Linked DNA regions of Homo sapiens: region 2 is linked to region 1. The links are chromatin loops, found by intact Hi-C in ENCODE. Cell type or tissue: Calu3. All regions are shown on one strand. Links, peaks and the distances in the headings refer to the core of each region. The heading gives the core; the rest is flanking DNA.

Region 1 (8,000 bases), core at 1-8,000:
CCTGAGGCAGGAAAACTCTGGAAAACTAATAGTGGTTAGCTGTGGCTGACGAGCGGGTGGAAGGGGGAATGATGAGAGAACCCTGGACAGTTCTTAAGGTCAGAACACAAGAGACCCTGTAAATCCTGGTGAGTGGAGTGAGGACTTCCTCCTAGAGGCTGGGAAGCTGCCTCCTAACTGGTCTGCTTCCAATATTTCTCTTAATACTCTATTTTGCACAACAGTGTCAAATATATCTTACTAAATGTAAATCAGATCACATTCCCTGCTTAGACTCCTTCATGGTTCATCACTATGGCCTAAAAATAAGAGCTGTGCAGAAAAGAGTTAACAGGACCACCCTACTGTTACCTTAGAAAGGCATACTTACAAGGGTGGGGCCTTGGTAGGCATCTGGGAACTTGGATATTGGGAGGGTTCCTACCACCACCTGATAAGAATGGCTCAATAAGCCCATTCACACAAATAATGTGGTTTATGCCAAACACGTGCTTCCCTTCTGTGAGCCTGGAATTTGGGTATGCTCCAAGCAGGGGGTGCCTATGTGATCAGCCCCCAAATAAAAACCCTAGACACTGCGTCTCCTACAAGCTTCCCTGGTTGGCAACACTTAATGTGCTTTTACAAGGCACTGCTGGGGAAATTATGTCTTGTGTGACTCCACAGGGAGAGGCCTCGGATGCTTACACCTGGTTGCTCCCAGATTTCACCCCGGGCACCTTGTCTCTCTGCTGAGTTGCTGTAGTAAGTCACAGCTGTAAGTAGGATTACAAGCTGAGTCCTGTGAATCCTCCCAGAGAATCATCCTGCCTGGAATGGTCTTAGGGACCCTCAACACAACAGCTCATGTCTGAGAGTTTATTACATGCAGGCCCACTGTCGGGCGCTTGACAGGCACCAGTACACTGAATCCCAGCAACAGGTACCGATTACCCCCTTCCTACCACTGAGACAGCCAAAGCTTAGCACAATTCAGTAATGGTGATGATGGAGTCAGCACCAAAGCCCAGAGACGCCCCCCTGAATGTACACGACATCATGCAGCAAAGCAGAGCAGACCAAGGCCAAGCTTCTTAGCAGGATGCACAGGCTCTGCAGTGTGGGCTCTGCTGACCTCTCTACGTTACCCACCTCCTCTCCTCTTTATCAGCCATGTGCTCCAGCAACACTCAGCCACTTCTCACTCCCTCAACAAGCTTCTGGCCCCTGTGCCCTTGCTCATGCTAGTCCTTCTGTCTGGAACGCTCCAATGTATCCCATGCCCCACAATGTCTACAGGGGCCCGGACTGGGTAGGAGAATGACTTATTTTTGATGTACACTCTTTCACACTCTTAGAATTCTACGCATGTCTTCATCTTCCAATTTAAAGAAACCACAAAACAGTATATAAAACATGATTCCCATTTTGCTTTAAAAATTAAGCATGGACTTAAGACCAGAAGAAAAGCCACAAAAATGTTAACAGTGGATATTTCTGCATGATTATTACTTTTGCAATCAGAAAACAGGTAATGCTATTTTCAAAATAATTGACTACTCGAACAATCAGTACCTGAAAAGAAGACCGGAAGGGTCTCATCTCCAACAGTTCCTTCTCCATTCTGGCTTTCATGCCAGGATACATCGTGTTGCCGCCAGTGAGGAAAACGTTCTGAACCAGCATTTCCTGAATGTCCTTTGGGTACCTAGGAAAGAAACAACTCCTAATATAGTCCCTTAACTCAAATATCAGAACGAAATGTGGATGCAGAAATGTAAGCTCTCAGTACAAAACAGAAAAACTTCTACACAAAAAGCTAAAAAAAAAAAAAATCAAAACTTTCATTTTTCATTTGTGTCTCTACAAAACGCCAGCCCAATGTTTCCAAACAGCCAGACAAAACCGTAATCTGAATGGTCAACTTATTTCCTTAACATGATTAGAATTTTTATACTTTTATAATACATTTAAAAAATAAACTTGAGGATAAATTTACATACATTTTGATAAAGTCTAACTAATTTATACATTCCAGTAACCATCACTACAATTAAGACACAAAACATTTCCATTATCCCCAAAAGCCATGCCTCCCTTTTGAGGGCCCATCTATCGACCTGTGCTTTCTTTTTATCTTTTTTAATAACAGCTTTATCTAAGACATGTTTGATCACTTTCCAACCACTGTCAAGACAAAGCTCAAAGCCACTCAAACAAAGTAGCAGCAACAGCTTTTTCTTCCTTGCTAGGTACAAGTTTCCCTGCCGTTATGACCAACAGCAGCCAGAGTCCTACAAAATTCCATTCTCTACTTGCCCAACTTGAATTATCAAATTCACACTGCAGGAAAATGCCCGCATAAATGGGTAAAACACCTGGATTCTTATGGAAATGTAACTCTTAAATAAGTAAAATGCCTGCAAGGAGGGGAAAAAAATTTTATTAGCTCTGCAATATTTTTAGGGTGATTTAAAATCACTAGTCTTTAATAATGTGAAGGTTTACATGGAAACCAGTGTACATGTTATCGGGTTGTTCAAACTTAAAAGACACTCTTAAAGCTACTCAGTCAACCCAGCATTTACAGGTTCAGAAAACAACTACAGAGCCCCAGTTACGTGCCAGGCCTGGTGATAAGAGATGAAGGGAATACTATCTGAGCACAGCAAGTCAATGAAAAGAAGAGAGTGAGATGCATTTTCAAGTGCCTGACCATCAAATCTACCATTCAATGCAAAATCCAAGGAAATGGTTCAGGAAGATAGAAGGAAAAGCAGATTCGCTGTCTCACCTGTCCAGAATGTACTGAAGAGTCTCTGCAATCCCAGCCTGTTCTTCTCCTATGAGAGATGGCTGGAAAATAATCTCTGGAGCTCGAATTCTTTCTGTCCCAACAAATAGCTGATGATATGCTGCCAAGTTAAACACGGGCTTTAAAAACCCAAGGTTTAAAAGATATTTTTAGGCCAAATGACAAACATTCCAGTTGCTAGTTTCCTCAAACTGCGTTTCTTAATCCCAATAGTTTCTGTCCCTTGTTAATGCCAGTATAGCTTCTCCCAACTCTCTTGACCTGCTAATTCAATTTCCTACCTTCTTCCAACCTGTGTATTATAAACATGTACATGTTTCCATCATGAAATGGTCCCCGAGTTGCAGGGAGAGGCTTTGTGGAGAGCAGCAGTAAAAGGCCGAGTCTAGAGGACAAGTCTCCTGCTCAGTGCCTTGCTTAGTGCCCTATCCCTGCACGGCAAGGAAGCTCTCTCCCAGGTGGGTCTCAGACTCAGGACAGTTTATCTGGTTGGCATTGTAATGACAGAAACATAGATTCCAAAGAGGATTATGTGTACTGGCATTGGCTTAAATGTAAATGAAACTATTACAAGCCAGTATTCAGATCTCAAGTTCCCAATTACTTTACCAAATGTTTCTGCCGGGTGGACTGTTTCTCAGAGATTCACAGATCTTGGTACTAGAACCAATCGATCAATCACCGGGGGAAAAAAATCCCTGATTTCAGATGTTTTAAGTATTGGTACCCAATTTTCTAAAAAACATAACAGTTTTAAGTCCTAAAGAAACAGACTAGCCCAGCCATTTAGGTCAACACCTTCAAAGAATAAGCATGTTCTGGGCTGTAGAAGTCAAACCTGAACAGTGGTGACCGGCTTCTCCACTCCAGGTGTTTCCTCTGAAAACAAGGGATCAAAATCATTCATGCTTTCCACATCTTCCAAAGACGGCTCCAGCTGCTCCAGGTCAGGGGTCTAAGAGAAGGAGCAAAATGAAACAGAACCTGTACCTTCAGCAGGCCTCAGTTCTATCATTTTAGTGCCACAAAAAAGAACTGGGATCTTGCCCAATGTTCTAAAACCTTACATAAAAACTATGAAAATTTTTCTAAGCTATTTTTAAAAAAGCACACATGAACACGAAGACTAAAAAGCCAGGAACGGGCTTTGCTTTGATCTCCTACCTTTCCTACTTTATACAAGCCTCACCAACCCCCGCCTTCTCTAAAGCCTTCTGATGGTGCCAGCTCATGGCTGGGCCCCGTGGAAGACTTGCTGCTTGCATGAGTCACACCACCACACACGCAACTCTAAGAGAAGGGTGTGACAGCTGCTATCCTACAAGGCAGCTAGACTACCAGCAAAGTTAAAGCAATCTTTTAATAATTAATAAATACATCTGCTGGCCAGGGAGCAGTGGCTCACGCCTGTAATCCCTCTGCACTTTGGGAGGCAGAGGCAAGTGGGCTCCTTGAGCCCAGGAGTTTGAGACCAGCGTGGGCAACAGAGTGAAACCTTGTCTCTACAAAAAATACAAACATTAGCTGGGCGTGGTGGTGAGCACCTACAGCCCCAGCTACTTGGGAAGCTGAGGTCGAGGATCACTTGAGCCTGGGAGGTTGAGGCTACAGTGAGCCATGATCATGCCACTGTAATCCAGCCTGGGTGAAAGAGCAAGACTCTGCCTCAGAAATATAAATAAATGTATGTGCCAACGCTAATGAGCTCAACAATCAGTCCCTTAATAGCAGGTCCCACTGGGCTGGGAATGCGACTAGAGGCTCCAAGGTAGCAGAGTGCTTGCTATCTGTGGAGTCCTGCAGAACAAGTTCCCTCTATGACCACAATGAACCTGGAAGGGGTCTAGACATGCTGGCACCATTTCCAAAAGAGAAGTTAGGGTGCTTTTAATTTTAAACTGTACAAAATAAGTTGGGGATGGTGGTGGTTCTGAAAGACATCTTTAGCCATCTGTCATTAGACTCAATGGAGAGAAGTTCTGGGTAGAAATATTTAGTTGCATCCCAAGGAAGAATGCTGTAACAATGACAGCTGCTGCAGAATGGACTGTCTTATGAGGTAGTGTCTTGGGAGGGTTCAAGCAGAGTGTAACCAAAGCCAAGTATGCTTGAGAGGAGACTGCGCCATTGAGTATGCATTCTGAGTCTCTCCTTACTCTCGGAATTTATGAAGTATGTAAATCACCAACATAATTCAGAGGACTTAAATATACTTCTCTAGAACCTACTCATATATACTGCAAATGTAAACTAGCATTAAAATAAGGCAATACCCCTCAATACCCCACACACATTCACACACCAAAAGTCATGTGGCAAATATGGCATGCAAGATGGGTGACAATGTACTCTAAATTCTGTTCAGTATAGATGATTCTACAGTATTTGAGGGGGATTTTCCAGGCTTGAGGATAAACCCTGGAAAGGAAAGTGAATGTTTCTTCATGTGAGACTTGTGCACAGGATGAGGGGGCTGGTTTATAGAGGTAATCTGAGGAGGAGGAAGATGGGTTGGGTGACACGAATCTAAAGAACCTTGCTCTCAGGGAAGGAAGCAAAAGCTGTCCCTGCCAATACTGAATCAGACAAAGAGGGGAGGGACACCTGCTATCTGCACAACCCTCACTGCAGACATTACTGTATTTGATGGGTGAGGATGCTATGGCTCAGAGAGGTGAAGTAACTTGCCCAAGATCACATCACACTAGTAGGCAGTGGACATGTGGGAAGAGGCAGAACTGCTCAGTTCCAAAGTCTTTGTTCTGCCTTAAGCTGGAGTTCTATAAATCATGAGGCTAAGGATAAGACAATTGGGGCTTTAGGAACATGAAAACAATCTAGCCTGAGGTCAGAGTAGGTAATACAAGAGATGAATGAAAGATTTTACATGCAGCAGCAAGACCAGCTGAGGCAATGACAGGCTCCTCTGTCCCAGCAGGGACAGCAGAGAGGGAGTAAAGGAACATTCCCCTTGCCATCTGCAGTTTGTGATCTGGAAGACTCTCAGCTTCCCTCACAAGAAAGGAGCCCTACCATGGGAGTGTCTGTGCCTATTCTGGCTTGGCACCAAACCCAGCTCTTCAGGAATGACCCCAAAGGGGTTCCAGGGGAGGAATGGAAATTAATCATCAAAGTTCTTTTTCATTTGGTGGTTTGTCATCTGGGGGAACCAGGAACCAGGAGGCAGTGTGACATAACAGAAGGTGGTCAGGCTCTGGAGTCACACTGATCCAGCTCGGAATGGCAACCAAAGGTATATTAAAGGTCACAGTACTAGAGCTGGAAACAGTACACTCTGAGCTGCTTCTCCATCTATGTAAAAGTGGGACGTGAACTTAGGGCAGCGTCGGGTGAGAAACGAACAACGCTTCCCTCTTCCCTTTTAAACACACACTCAATTTGGTCCCTTAAATAATTCTGTTGTATTACTGGGTTGAAGACAAAGATGTCATCTGTGTATTTAAAATAACTACAGACAAAACCTGTAACCTGTGATTCCCCAAGTAACAGGTGAAAGCAAGCACTGGGCTCCACTGGAGTCCTTCCTCTCTACATCCCACATTTTTACCCTATTCTTCATCTTCATCCTAACCTCCACTCCAGCCTCCCTCAATCCAAGTGATGACCTTTCCTGTGGATTCACATGCCCTTCTCTACCCAGCCTGGAATCCAATCACTTTTGCCGTCATCCCTCCACCAACTCTATCTGCTTCTGTTACACCCAACCAGTAAGCCTGCAGTCTAAAGGATGCCTCCCAGTACTCTTTCCACTTGGGCTCCGGAGCAGATTATATTTTTAAAAGAAGGTCACAACAGTGACTTCTATCCCACACACTTTTCTGTAATGTGACCTTGACACTCCCCAAACAGAGGTGGAGGGTCTTTGTTTCCTCCCCTTGAGTCTCAGTGGGGGACTGTGAGGACTACAACCAACAAAGTATGGTGCAAATGATGTCATGTGACTTCTAAGGTAAGGTCCTGAAAGGTCATGCAGCTTATGCTTTCATCTTTTGAAACATTCACTCTCTAGCTGCTCTCTTGGGAAGCTCCCTCTTGGAAACCAGTGGCCACACTGGGAGGAGCCCAAGGCACACCAAGAGGCCATATGTGGGTGCCTGGGTCAAGAGTCCCCCATGAACCCAGACCTTGAGTCCTCCCAGCCCAGATACCAGACAGGTAAGTAAAAAACCCTCCAGCTGATTCCAGTCCCCAACTATTTAATTCTTCCCAGCAGTGGCTCCAGGCAACTTGAAGCAGAGATCCCTGTAGCCTCTCTCAATTCCTCACCCACCAAACCCATGAGCACAATAAAATGGTTGCTGTTTTATGCTGCTAAGTTTGGAATGGTTTTTGTAGCAATAGAAAAGTTAAATATGCTCCAGGGGGGCAGGAGTGCAGAAAGTCCCAGGTGCTATTTAGGCAATCCTGTGGTTACTTCTCAGCTTCCTTCTGCCTGCCCTTTCCCAACACCCTTCTCCACAGTCTCCTTTCTAATCTCAACCCTGGAAATCTTAAAAGATCATCTTAGTTGCCTCAAAAAATGAACTTCCCTCTTTATTCTTCATTCTACTTCCTTATCTATTTTCATGTCCTTGAGCGCTTGTTTGGAGGTTCTAGCAGGGGAGCGCAGCTACTCGTATACTCTTGACGGAAGATCAGTCCTCCTCTATTGGGGATGGTCGTCCTCTTCGACCAAGCATGCAGCTTTGGGAGAGACACACACGAAGTGGTGAGGACAGAAAGACACCAGCTTAGCCAGCCAGATCAGCCGAATCAACCCTGGCAATCAATGGGGTGACAGATATCGCAGCCAGATCACCCTCACATCCTATTTTCTTATCCTTTCAAGCTTTCCTTGTTTCAAAAAATAATTCTCATCCTAGGTTAAGCTGACCATTCAAGCTTTTAACTCTCCCATCAACCCTTTTGGCTTCCTTTATCTCTTACTGCTCCTGCTCAATCTTCGTCCTGGCTTTTCTTCTGTCACCTAACTTTCAAGTGGTGGCATTCTCCAGGAATTTTTCTTTTCTTCCTCCCCATTTGATTCTGTCCTCCCATAGCTCCACCTGATGTCCCACAGAGTGCTGAAAAGCTCCACCTGATGTCCTACAACAATTTTAAAGATAAGGAGCTCAGGGCCAGGCACGGTGACTCATGCCTGTAATCCCTGCACTTTGAAAGGCAAGGTGGGAGGCTTGCTTGAGGC
Region 2 (10,671 bases), core at 15-8,014, 110 kb before region 1:
GAGAGGAAACAGGAGCATTTCTGCTGCAGGAAATGGAAAAATCCACTCTCTTATCAGACAGGAACAGCTAGAGAGTAGCTGGCTGGGCCCGGAGGGGAGCAAGCTGCAAGTTTTCCAGGGCTTCTGGAACCCTCTGTTCCTGGCTCAGAGAGGACCAGGACAGGATGTAGGTAGAGTGATGTATGGGACTTGGGAGCCATTTGCTGAAAATGTCCTGAGCTCTCGGACCTGCAGGATGGATCATTTGCTGATGCTCCCAGCAATAGACAAAAATGCCATGGTCTTCAACCCTCGTATCCTCACAGCTCAGCCAGATGTGGGAACAGACAGCAGATGCATATCAGCATCTAACAAGCCTGCGATAAGAAGAGCTCATGTTTACTGAGCACTTGCTGTTGCCCAGCCCTGAGTCTAGCATGTGTAGGAAATGATCTCATTTAATGCTTACAACAGCCCAAGGCAAATGTGAGGCAGGCTCTAATGAGCTCCTATTTTACAGTTGGGGATACTGAGGCACAGTGAGTTTAATTAACTTGCCCCAATCTACTCAGCTGGTAAGAGGCTCCAATACCCCCACACTTGACCCATGCTTGCTCCACCATGAGAATGTATGAGAGAGCCAAACTTGACCCCAGGTTTTAAGAGTTGGGGATCTGCATGCAGCCCAAAGCCTTCCTGTTTCCTCTTCTGCCAGCAAGCCTAGTGCCAGGCTCTGAGCCCAAGGGATGAAAGGGCCAGTCTGACCTTTGCTCCAACCACTTCCACCCTGGAGAGAAGCCATCAAAGCACACTGTTGGGGAATATGCAGTCTACCTAAGCATTGCACCTGGTATGAAGACACACGTGTAGTGGTTCAGAATTCAGACCCCACCATTTCCCAGTGGTTTGATCTCAGATGTGTCATCTCCTCTATCTGAGCCTCAGTTTCCCCATCTGTAGAATGGGGACTATAATCTCATAAGGTTGTCTGAGAATTAGATTATAAAGTGCTGACCATAGTGTCTGGAATGAGTAAAGTGTTTAGCTACTAGCTGGCTCTCCCCTACCCCACCTCCTGGCTCCAGCAGGCACCCCTCAGGAATGTAGGGCCCAGTCTTCAAGCTCCAAGACAACAAATAGCAGCACCAGATACAGTTATCTTTGGAGATCTGTGGACTGACTACAAGATAAGGCCAAAGGGCAGTTTGGGCATTGTGGTCAGTCTCCAAGATGCCACCCAAGTACCCCAGCCTCCTAGGATTCACCTTCTTGTCCAGTTCCCTCCCCCAGTGAACAGGGCTAATGTGTCACCAATAGGATGGAGTGTGCCTTGTGAGTCTGGGTCATAAAAGATGTTTCAGCTGGCCAGGCACGGTGGCTCATGCCTGTAATCCCAGAACTTTGGGAGGCCGAGGCGGGCAGATAACCTGAGGTTAGGAGTTTGAGACCATCCTGGCCAACATGGTGAAACCCTGTCTCTACTAAAAATACAAAAATTAGCCGAGTGTGGTGGCACATGCCTGTAATCCCAGCTACCTGGGAGGCTGAGGTAGGAGAATCGGTTGAACCCAGGAGGCAGAGGTTGCAGTGAGCTGAGATCACGCCAGCCTGGGCAACAGAGTGAGACTCCATCTCAAAAAAAAAAAAACAAAAAAAAGATGTTTCAGCTTCTGTCTTGCCCCTTGGATCACCTGTTCTGGGAAAGCCAGCTGTCATAGTGTGGACTTAGCAGTCCTGTGAAAAGACCACCAGTGAGGGAGTGAGGCCTCCTGCCAACAGCGTGTGAGCGCCATCTTAGAATCAGATCCCCTAACCCAGTCAGGCCTTGGCCCACATATTGACGACAGCCTCCTGAGAGACCCTGAGCCCAAACCACCCAGCGACCCCGGGTTCCTGACTCACAGAAACTGTGAGAACACAGACATCTGTTGTTACTTTCACTTAACACCTTTTGGGGTGATTTGTTACGCAGCATACATAATGAGTGCCCCCAGAGAAGAGGCTCAACAGGAGGAAGTGGTCTCAAACCTGAAGGCATCACGCTGAGCTGGGCACCACGAGAACCGAAGAGCCCAGGCCTCCCAGACGTCTCAGAACCCAACCTCCCCCTCACCCACAGCCAGTCAAGTTTCCGTTAACCAGGGAAATTCTTTGCTGAACCCCACAGCTGACTAAGGGTTTCTATTTCCACCCACAGTGCAGAGAACCGTCCACATTTGTCACTCATCACCCAGGTCTGTTTCTTGTTCTGGGAGCACAGCCCAGGCTTCCCCACCGTGTGAGGATGGAACTGGGTCCTGACGCACCCTCCTGAGCTAAGGGTGCCACTGCCCTGGCAGGAGAGGTGGGACGGAGGTGGAAACCCCTGTCCTCAGCAGCCATGCACAGTTTTCTGATCAGCAGGGGAGTTTTGACCTGCTCTGTTTCCGACCTGGGCCACTTCATCCCTCCTTAGGCACCCTGATGGTCCTCCGCTCCCGGGAGGTCACCATATTAATGCCAAACTTAGTGCCGACACCCGATCAGCATAGCGCACTACAGCCCAGATCTCCCAGACCCAAGTGATCCTCCTGCTTCAGCCTACCGAGTAGCTGGGACTACGGGCATGCGCCACCGTGCCGCACACCCACAGTTTTCTAAATCACAAACCTAAGTGCTCCCCTCTCTCCTTCTCAGAAACCTCTCCTGGCTCCTCTCTGCCTTCACAGGGTTCGTGGTCTAGCCCAGTGGTTCTCAGTGATCCCTGGACCAGCAGCAGCAGCAGCACCTGGGAATTTGCTGGCAATGCAAATCCGGTGGCCCTACCCCAGCCCTGCTGGATCAGGAACCCTGCAGGAGGGGGGTGTCTAACAATCTACGCTTTAACAAACCCTGCCAGTGATTCCAGTGCACTGTCAAGTTTGAGAATGGTGTCTCCAGCTTCCTCTCTAACCAGTCTTCTCTGCCTCCTGCGCTCTAGAAATGCCCAACTCCTCTCTCCCTCCTTTCCCGCTCCGCAAATGTTCGCCAGGCACCAACTCTGCACCAGGTGCAGGGCTACAGCAGTGAACCAGACAGACGCCAGTCTGCCCTCTCAGAGCTTGCAATCTGCTTCCCTAGTCTGGAATGCCCTTCCCTCCTTCCTCCAAGCAGAGTCTCTGCCCAGCCGTCACACCCAGTGCAGGAGGCATTCAATAAACATTAGGTGAACAGTAAGTGAGCAAATGATTAAATGACTGAAGGCACCACCCGGTGAAGTCTTCCTTGACTCTGACTTAAGTGCCCTCAGCAGGCTCTGTGCACCTCAGTCAGAGTGCCTGCCACCCTCCACGGTGTCCAGGGCTGGGGAGCACTTGAAATGTGCATAATCCAGATTGAGACGTGCTAGGGGTGACCTTGAAGATTTAGTGTGAAAAAGATATGTAACATACCCATTAATATTTTTATACTAAATACATATTGAAATAATGTTGAGTTAAATAATTATTCAAATTAATTTCACCTGTTCCTTGCCTGCTTTACTGGAACTATTAGAACATTTAAAATTACATATGTGGCTTACATTATTTTTCCATTGATCAGAGCTGAGCTAGATTGTAAATACTTAGTTACATTACCATGGGCACACCTGCACCCACAGTCACATGACGATGAGCTCTGTGAGGGTATCTCTGCCCATTTATCTTCCCTCCGTCCCTCCCTCTGTTCCTTCCCCTTTCTTTCCCTCCCTCCCTCCTTCCTTCCCTCCCTCCCTCCCTTCCCCTTTCTTTGCCTCCCTCCTTCCTTCCTTCCCTCCCTCCTTCCTTCCCTCCCTCCCTCCCTCCCTTCGTTCCTCTCTTCCTTACTCTCTACCTCCCTACACTCCTCCTTCTCAATCCTTCCCTTTCATCCCCCTTCTCTCTCCTTCTTCCCACAGACATTGATTGAACATCTGTTCTTGTATCCCTCCATGAAGCTTGGCACAAAGCAGGTGTCCACAATGTTTGCTGAATGAATAAACCAATCCTCAGAATGCATACTGGCCCAGAGGTGACCCTGAGGGCATTTGCCTCCTATTGAATTCCCCATACCTGCTTGTTTGAGTGCAGGTTTCCCATTTCATTTCAAAAGGAGCCAAATTCCAAAGATGTTCTTATGTAACATGGGGCTGGGGTCAGTTTTCTTCTTGCATACGGGGTTCATGTGCGCTCAGGTACTGGGGCCAGGACTCTGTGTACAGGACACCTTGTTCTCAAAGCTCCAGGAGGTTGGCCAGGGCGTGGGCTTGAGCTTGCGGCTTTAGGGTCAAGCTCTCTAGTGAGAGGAGGGCACCAGGCTGAGCTATGTGCTGCCTCACCCACACCTCCGAGGTCCTGGGATGATGAGGGTACACACGGGTCAGGGAGATGCAGGCATCCGAGCCCTGTTTAAAGGTGCAGCTGCGGTAAACTGGGGCCCAGGTGTGAATCACTGCAGGACTGCAGTAAACTGGGGACTGGGTGTGAATCACTGCAGGAATTACATGCCTGCTTCCTGATAAGTCTCCGTCACAGCTGCCACTAACCACGCCCCAACCCTCCAGCCCTCCAGTTTGAGAGGCTGCAAGACACTAGAATGAGCCACAATATCCCAGCCGAGCTGCCTCTTGGAGCTGAGAACGCAGCAAGGAAATTGGCCCAGAGTCTGGCCCTTCATGTCTCCGGTCCTGCTTGCAGCTAAGACAAAGTTGTGGCCCCTACAGTATGGGCCATCAGCCAGCAGGAGCATCCCTGTCCCTTCCCTTCCCACTGTTTCACACCTTCCTAACTTTGCACTGAACCACCAGAGGCTTTCACTGCCCCAGGGCCCCTGCTTGTGCTATTTTGTTCTGCCTAGAACACTCTCCTCTAGCCCAGCCTCCCCATCCTTCTGCATGGCTGGCTCAGTTCTCATCCTTCAGGTCTCTTAAGTGTCACCTCCTCAGAGGGACCCACCTGACTGGCCTTCCTATACACACACTGTCCCTCTGTTCCCTATCAAAGCACCTTGCTTACTCCTTCACAGCATTTAGTCAGACTTTTAAATGGTAGGTTATGTGTATGTGGACTTGTAGTTTCCCCCTATAGTTTATAAACCCTACAAGGACAGGGACCTTTTCTATTTACTTATAAATGAGTCCTGGCACACCACAGGTGCTCAATAAATTTTTGCTCTGCAGGCCGGGCGTGGTTGCTCACACCTGTAATCCCAGCACTTTGGGAGGCCAAGGCGGGTGGATCACTTGAGGTGAATCACTTGAGGTCAGGAATTCAAGACCAGCCTGGCCAACATGGTGAGACCCCATCTCTACTAAAAATACAAAAATTAGTCAGGCATGTTGGTGGGCACCTGTAATCCCAGCTACTCAGGAGGCTGAGGAAGGAGAATTGCTTGAACCCAGGAGGTGGAGGTTGCAGTGAGCTGGGATCGCGTCACTGTGTTCCAGCCTGGGCGACAGAGAGAGACCGTGTCTTAAAAAAAAAAAAAAATAAATAAATAAAATTTTTGCTCTGCAGTGAAGGCAGGCAGACAGGTCCATCTTTATGTGGCAGCGGGATGGGGGTGGGGCAGGGATTTGCAGGGGAGGGGGTTAATGAACTGCCACTTTTGCCTTAAGGAATCCTATCTTCCCCTTTAATATATTCCATAGGCCAGGACATGACTTTCCAGGCCCTCAAACCACACATCTAAAAAATCTTCGCATATAAGTTGAGCAAATGAAGGCTCACACAGGGTCCATACTATGTGATTCCACTTGCATGACTTTCCAGAAAAAGCAAACTAACAATATACTTCACACCCACTAAAATGACTATAATTTCTTTAAAAACAGACAATAACAAGTGTTGATAAGCATGTGGAGAAACTGGAACCCTTGTACACTGCTGGTGAGGATATAAAATGGTGCGTAGCTACTGTGGAAAACAGTTTGGCAGTTCTCCAAAAAGTTAAAAATAGGCCAGGCGCGGTGGCTCACGCCTGTAATCCCAACACTTTGGGAGGCTGAGGTGGGTGGATCACCTGAGGTCAGGAGTTCGAGACCAGTTTGACCAACATGGTGAGATTCCATCTCTACTAAAAATACAAAAATTAGCTGGGCATGGTGGTGCACGCCTGTAATTCCAGCTACTCGGGAGGCTGAGGCACGAGAATCACTTGAACCCAGGAGGTGGAGGTTGCAGTGAGCCAAGATCGTGCCACCCGCATTCAGCCTGGGTGACACGTCAAGACTGTCTCAAAAATAAATAAATAAAAAAAAATAAAATGGCTAATTTTTTATGTGCATATCACCTCAAAAAAAAGACAAAAAGGAAAAAAATAGCCTTTAGTGGGGAAAAAAACCATCAGAACAATAGCTGCCTGGAAGAGCGTAGGGGATTGACTGGGAAGGGACACAGGGGAACTTTTTGGACTGATGGCAGTGTCCTAGAGAAATATAACATAGGCCACATATGTGATTTGAAATGTTTTGTTAACAACATTTAAAAAATAAAAACAGGTGATATTTTAATGATATATTTTACCTAATCCATATGTCCAAAATATTATAATTTTATCATGTAACCAGTATTTCATAATTCTGCCTCTTGACTGCAGTGCTGGTCACACAAATCTGCTCCTGCCATCAAAGATTTCACAGAGCCAAACACACACATCCATACACAAATGAATGCATATAAAACTGGCAAAATCTGGATCCAATTGGTGAACCGTATCAATGTCAATTTACTGGTTGTGATAACATATATTAGTTTTGCAAAATGTTACCATTTGGGAGGCTGAGGCGGGAGGATCACTTGAGGCCAGGAGTTCAAGACCAGCCTGACCAACATAGTGAAACCCCGTCTGTACTAAAAACAAAAACTAGCCAGGCGAGGTGGCATGTGCCTGTAATCCCAGCTACTCAGGAGGCTGAGGCAGAAGAATCACTTGAACCCAGGAGACAGAGATTGCAGTGAGCTGAGATCACGCCACTGCACTCCAGCCTGGGTGACAGAGTGAGACCCTGTCTCCAAAAAAAAAAAAAACTTACCATTTGGGTAAACTGGGTGTAGAACAGAAGGGATCTCTCTGTATTTTTTTTAACTGCATGTAAATCTATAATTATCTCAAAGTAAAAAGGCATGAGCTTAGCTCACAGGGGTGGGCCATGGGGTCCTGAGGTGAAACGCAGGAGTGGTGTGGGCATGCAGTTGTTCAGAGGGACTGTGCCCGGCGTGTACACTGTGCTGAGCAAACCAGAGTGAGCCTTTGCTCTGTGGAGCTCACAGTGATGCACAGTAACAAGAAAGCCCTGAAATAGATGGAAAACAGCCCAGGGGAGGAGCAGTAAGAAAAGGCAACCCATGCTATGAGGGTGCATAGTGCCCAGGCACGGCCTCAGCACACTCACAGGACTGCAATTTTAGGGGGAAACACCAACTGATAGAATCAAAGAATCACGGCCAGGTGTGGTGGCTCACACCTGTAATCCTGGCACTTAGGGAGGCCAAGATGGGCGGATCACCTGAGGTCGGGAGTTTGAGGCCAGCCTGGCCAACATGATGAAACCCCGTCTCTACTAAAAATACAAAAATTAGCTGGGCGTGGTGGCGGGCGCCTGTAATCCCAGCTACTCGGGAGGCTGAGGTAGGAGAATTGCTTGAACCCAGGAGGCGGAGGTTGCAGTGAGCCAAGTTCACACCATGGCACTCCAGCCTGGGCAACAGAGCAAGACTCCATCTCGGGGGGAAAAAAAAGAATCAAAGAATCACAAGAGCTGACAGCTAACACATTTTGGAAATGCTAACACATTTTGGACAACTAACATATTTTGGAAATATTCCTCTGTGCCAGGCACTGTGCTAAAGCAAGGCTTCATTTAGCTCTGGTACAACCCTTTTAAGTAGGTAGTGTATTATTATTCTATTTAACCAAAAGAAAAACTGAGGCACAGAGAGATTGAATGGTTTGCCCAAGTTCACCCAATAGGCAACAGAGCTAGGATTTGAGCCCAGATGGTCTCGCTCCAGATCCCAGCATCTGAACCATGGACCCTGGTGACTCCTGAGTTGGACCACACAGGAAGCTCATCTGTCCCTGGTGGATCTTTAACTATCCCCATCCCCCAGAATCACTCCCCACCTCGTCCCCATCAGCACCAGGCTGATGTTTGGACATGAATGGCTGGTGAGATCAAGGAGCCAAGACCACAGTGCCCTTTGGGGACATCGCTTTAACCATCACTGCAGAGGTGGACCTTAGGGTGACTCCAGCCTGGGTGTGTGTGGTTGGCGGGGGACAGGGGGTCTATCCACACAATGTAACATGATCCAGATGTAAAAGGAATAATGTACTGACACATGCTACAGCGTGGATGAACCCGAAAAACATTACGCCAAGTGAAAGAAGCCAGACACGAAAAGTCACATATTATATGAAATATCCAGAACAGATAAATCCATAGAGACAGAAAGTAGATTAGCGGCTGCCAGGGGCTAGGGGGAAGAGGAAACTGGGGAGTGACTGCTAATGAGTCCAGGGTTTCCTTTTGGGACAATGAAAATGTTCTGGAACTAAGCAGAGGTGATGACTGTACAGCTTTGTGAAGGTACTTAAATGCCACTAAATTGTACACTTTTAAATGGTTAATTTTGTGTTTTGTGAGTTTTACCTCAATTTAAAAGAAAACACCAGTACTTTGCACACTGCAGGGTGCCTCTGCTCCACAGTGCAGATTCCTGACATCACCAGACAGAGGCTGAGCTCCAGGCCCAGGAGACCCACCCTCCATCCCAGGCCATCTCCTGCATGGCGGGCTGTATCCCCTCCATGGGAAAAAGATGTGCCTTGCCTCACACCCCAGACATCCATGGTGTGAGAAAAAGCAAGCAGGCCTTCTTTGGGTTCGTTTCTGAAGGGCTAGCCACAAGAGTGCTGGCGAGATAACAGGCAGCTGCTACGGGACGCTGACCATGTGTCAACGCACCTTCCGGGGCATTCTGTGTCATCCACATTGCAAAGGAGGCTGTTACTGTGCCCCATTCTACAGATGAGGGAAAGAGACTCAGAGAAATCAAGTCAGTTGCTGAAGGTCATGCAGCAAGTCTGGGGTAGAACCCAGAGGTGCCCCTTCTTCCCGCTGCACAGACACTCAGCCCACAGAGGACAGCACACCCGGGATTTAGGAGCTATTCTGTTCCCCAGGGGCCCATTGCCTAAGTGATTTTCCTTCCTCTGAAACCAGAAGCAGAAATCAAACCTCTCGAATTTTTATTATTTATTTATTTATTTTTAATTTTTTTTTTCTCCGAGACAAGAGTCTCACTCTGTCGCCCAGGCTGGAGTGCAGGGGCATGATCTCACCTTACTGCAACCTCTCCTTCCAGGGTTCAAGCAATTCTCCTGCCCCAGCCTCCTGAGTAGCTGGGATTACTGGCACACGCCACCATGTCTGGCTAATTTTTGTATTTTTAGTAGAGACAGGGTTTCACCATGTTGGCCAGGCTGGTCTCGAACTCCTGACCTCATGATCCGCCCAACTCGGCCTCTCAAAGTGCTGGAATTACAGGTGTGAGGCATCGCCCCTGGCCACTTTTCAACTTTTTAAAGCCAAGGTGATGAGTGGTGCCCTCAAAACAGAGGCAGGCTCTGCAGGGGCCGCTGGGATTACACCAGAAGCAGGAGACCCGGAGATAGGAATCCGGCCCTGCCACCTACTGCCATGGGAACATTCAGTAAGTGACAACCCCTCGGCACCTCTGTCTCCTCATCTGTGAAGTGGAGCCCACCTGTGCAGGACGTGAGTGGAAGGTGTACCAGGTGACGCATCTAAAGAATGCAGCAGGCCGGGCGCGGCGGCTCACGCCTGTAATCCCAGTGCTTTAGGAGGCCGAGGCAGGCGGATCACAAAGGTCAGGAGATCGAGACCATCCTGGCTAACACGGTGAAACCCCATTTCTACTAAAAATACAAAAAAATTAGCCGGCCGTGGTGGCGGGCACCTGTAGTCCCAGCTACTCGGAAGGCTGAGGCAGGAGAATGGCGTGAACCTGGGAGGCGGAGCTCGCAGTGAGCCGAGATCGCGCCACTGCACTCCAGCCTGGGCGACAGAGTGAGACTCCGTCTCAAAAAAAAAAAAGAAAAAAAAAGAATGCAGCAGTGTACATGGCACAGGGTAGGTGCCCTGTGCAAGTCAGAGGTCTGTGTGCCAGGACACTGACCAATGGGCCCAAGGAGGCAGAGTATGAAGAGTGAAGCCTCTATTTCTCCTTCCAGTTCCCTCAACCGGGGCCCCAGGATCATCTAACACTTGGGCCTGGACGTGGGTAGAATTTGCCTCATACTCCAAACCAGAAACTCGGGCCATTCTGAATTCCAGCCTGGCTAAGGGGACAGAGCCCAAGAGACAGATAGCCCCAGAGAACCAGGGCCGAGGCCACCGGCATGATTCCAGGCCAACCCAGCCCATTTAATGGTGTTTTCCCAGCCAGAAGGAGGCCATGCTAATTAAGTGGAAACCGGCAGTCTGCAAATCGATTTCTGCAGCTCCAGCTCCAGGAGGGGCCAGGCACTCTCAAACTGGGTCAGAGACATGTTAGTCCCACAGTGTCACCCAGAAACACCCACTTCTTGTCTGCCTCTCAGAGCCTGGCTCTCTGCTGGTACCTAGGCCCTACACCCTGTGCACCCAAGTCCTGGCAGATCCCTCTGTGAGAGGTGGGGGACTCCGGTGGT

The links. A loop is a pair of places that touch in the nucleus more often than their neighbours do. Peaks named below come from ENCODE experiments on the same cell type or tissue, not always from the same donor. Only the 100,000 strongest peaks of a DNase experiment are listed, where the experiment ranks them.
Region 2: it touches region 1 in a loop (2.1-fold over the local background); 2 of 110 quality-filtered maps call a loop at or near these places.

Annotation. Positions count from the first base shown.
Region 1 is chr20:38,761,151-38,769,150 of GRCh38, reverse strand. ACTR5 (actin related protein 5) reads right to left here. Exons shown (of 9, transcript NM_024855.4): 6 at 3,633-3,749; 7 at 2,774-2,913; 8 at 1,555-1,687. It also overlaps the pseudogene RN7SKP173. Among named protein-coding and RNA genes, the nearest start is that of ACTR5, 17 kb to the right of the region's middle. In Calu3, for the core only: no CTCF peak of the experiment used is centred there; a DNase peak (open chromatin) is centred at 4,050.
Region 2 is chr20:38,864,700-38,875,370 of GRCh38, reverse strand. The region is part of intron 2 of PPP1R16B (protein phosphatase 1 regulatory subunit 16B); the gene reads right to left. It also overlaps the pseudogene RN7SL116P. Among named protein-coding and RNA genes, the nearest start is that of FAM83D, 56 kb to the left of the region's middle. RefSeq lists enhancers at 1,764-2,083, 4,032-4,121, 4,142-4,201, 4,330-4,900, 8,611-8,680 and 1 more. In Calu3, for the core only: no CTCF peak of the experiment used is centred there; DNase peaks (open chromatin) are centred at 3,150 and 4,480.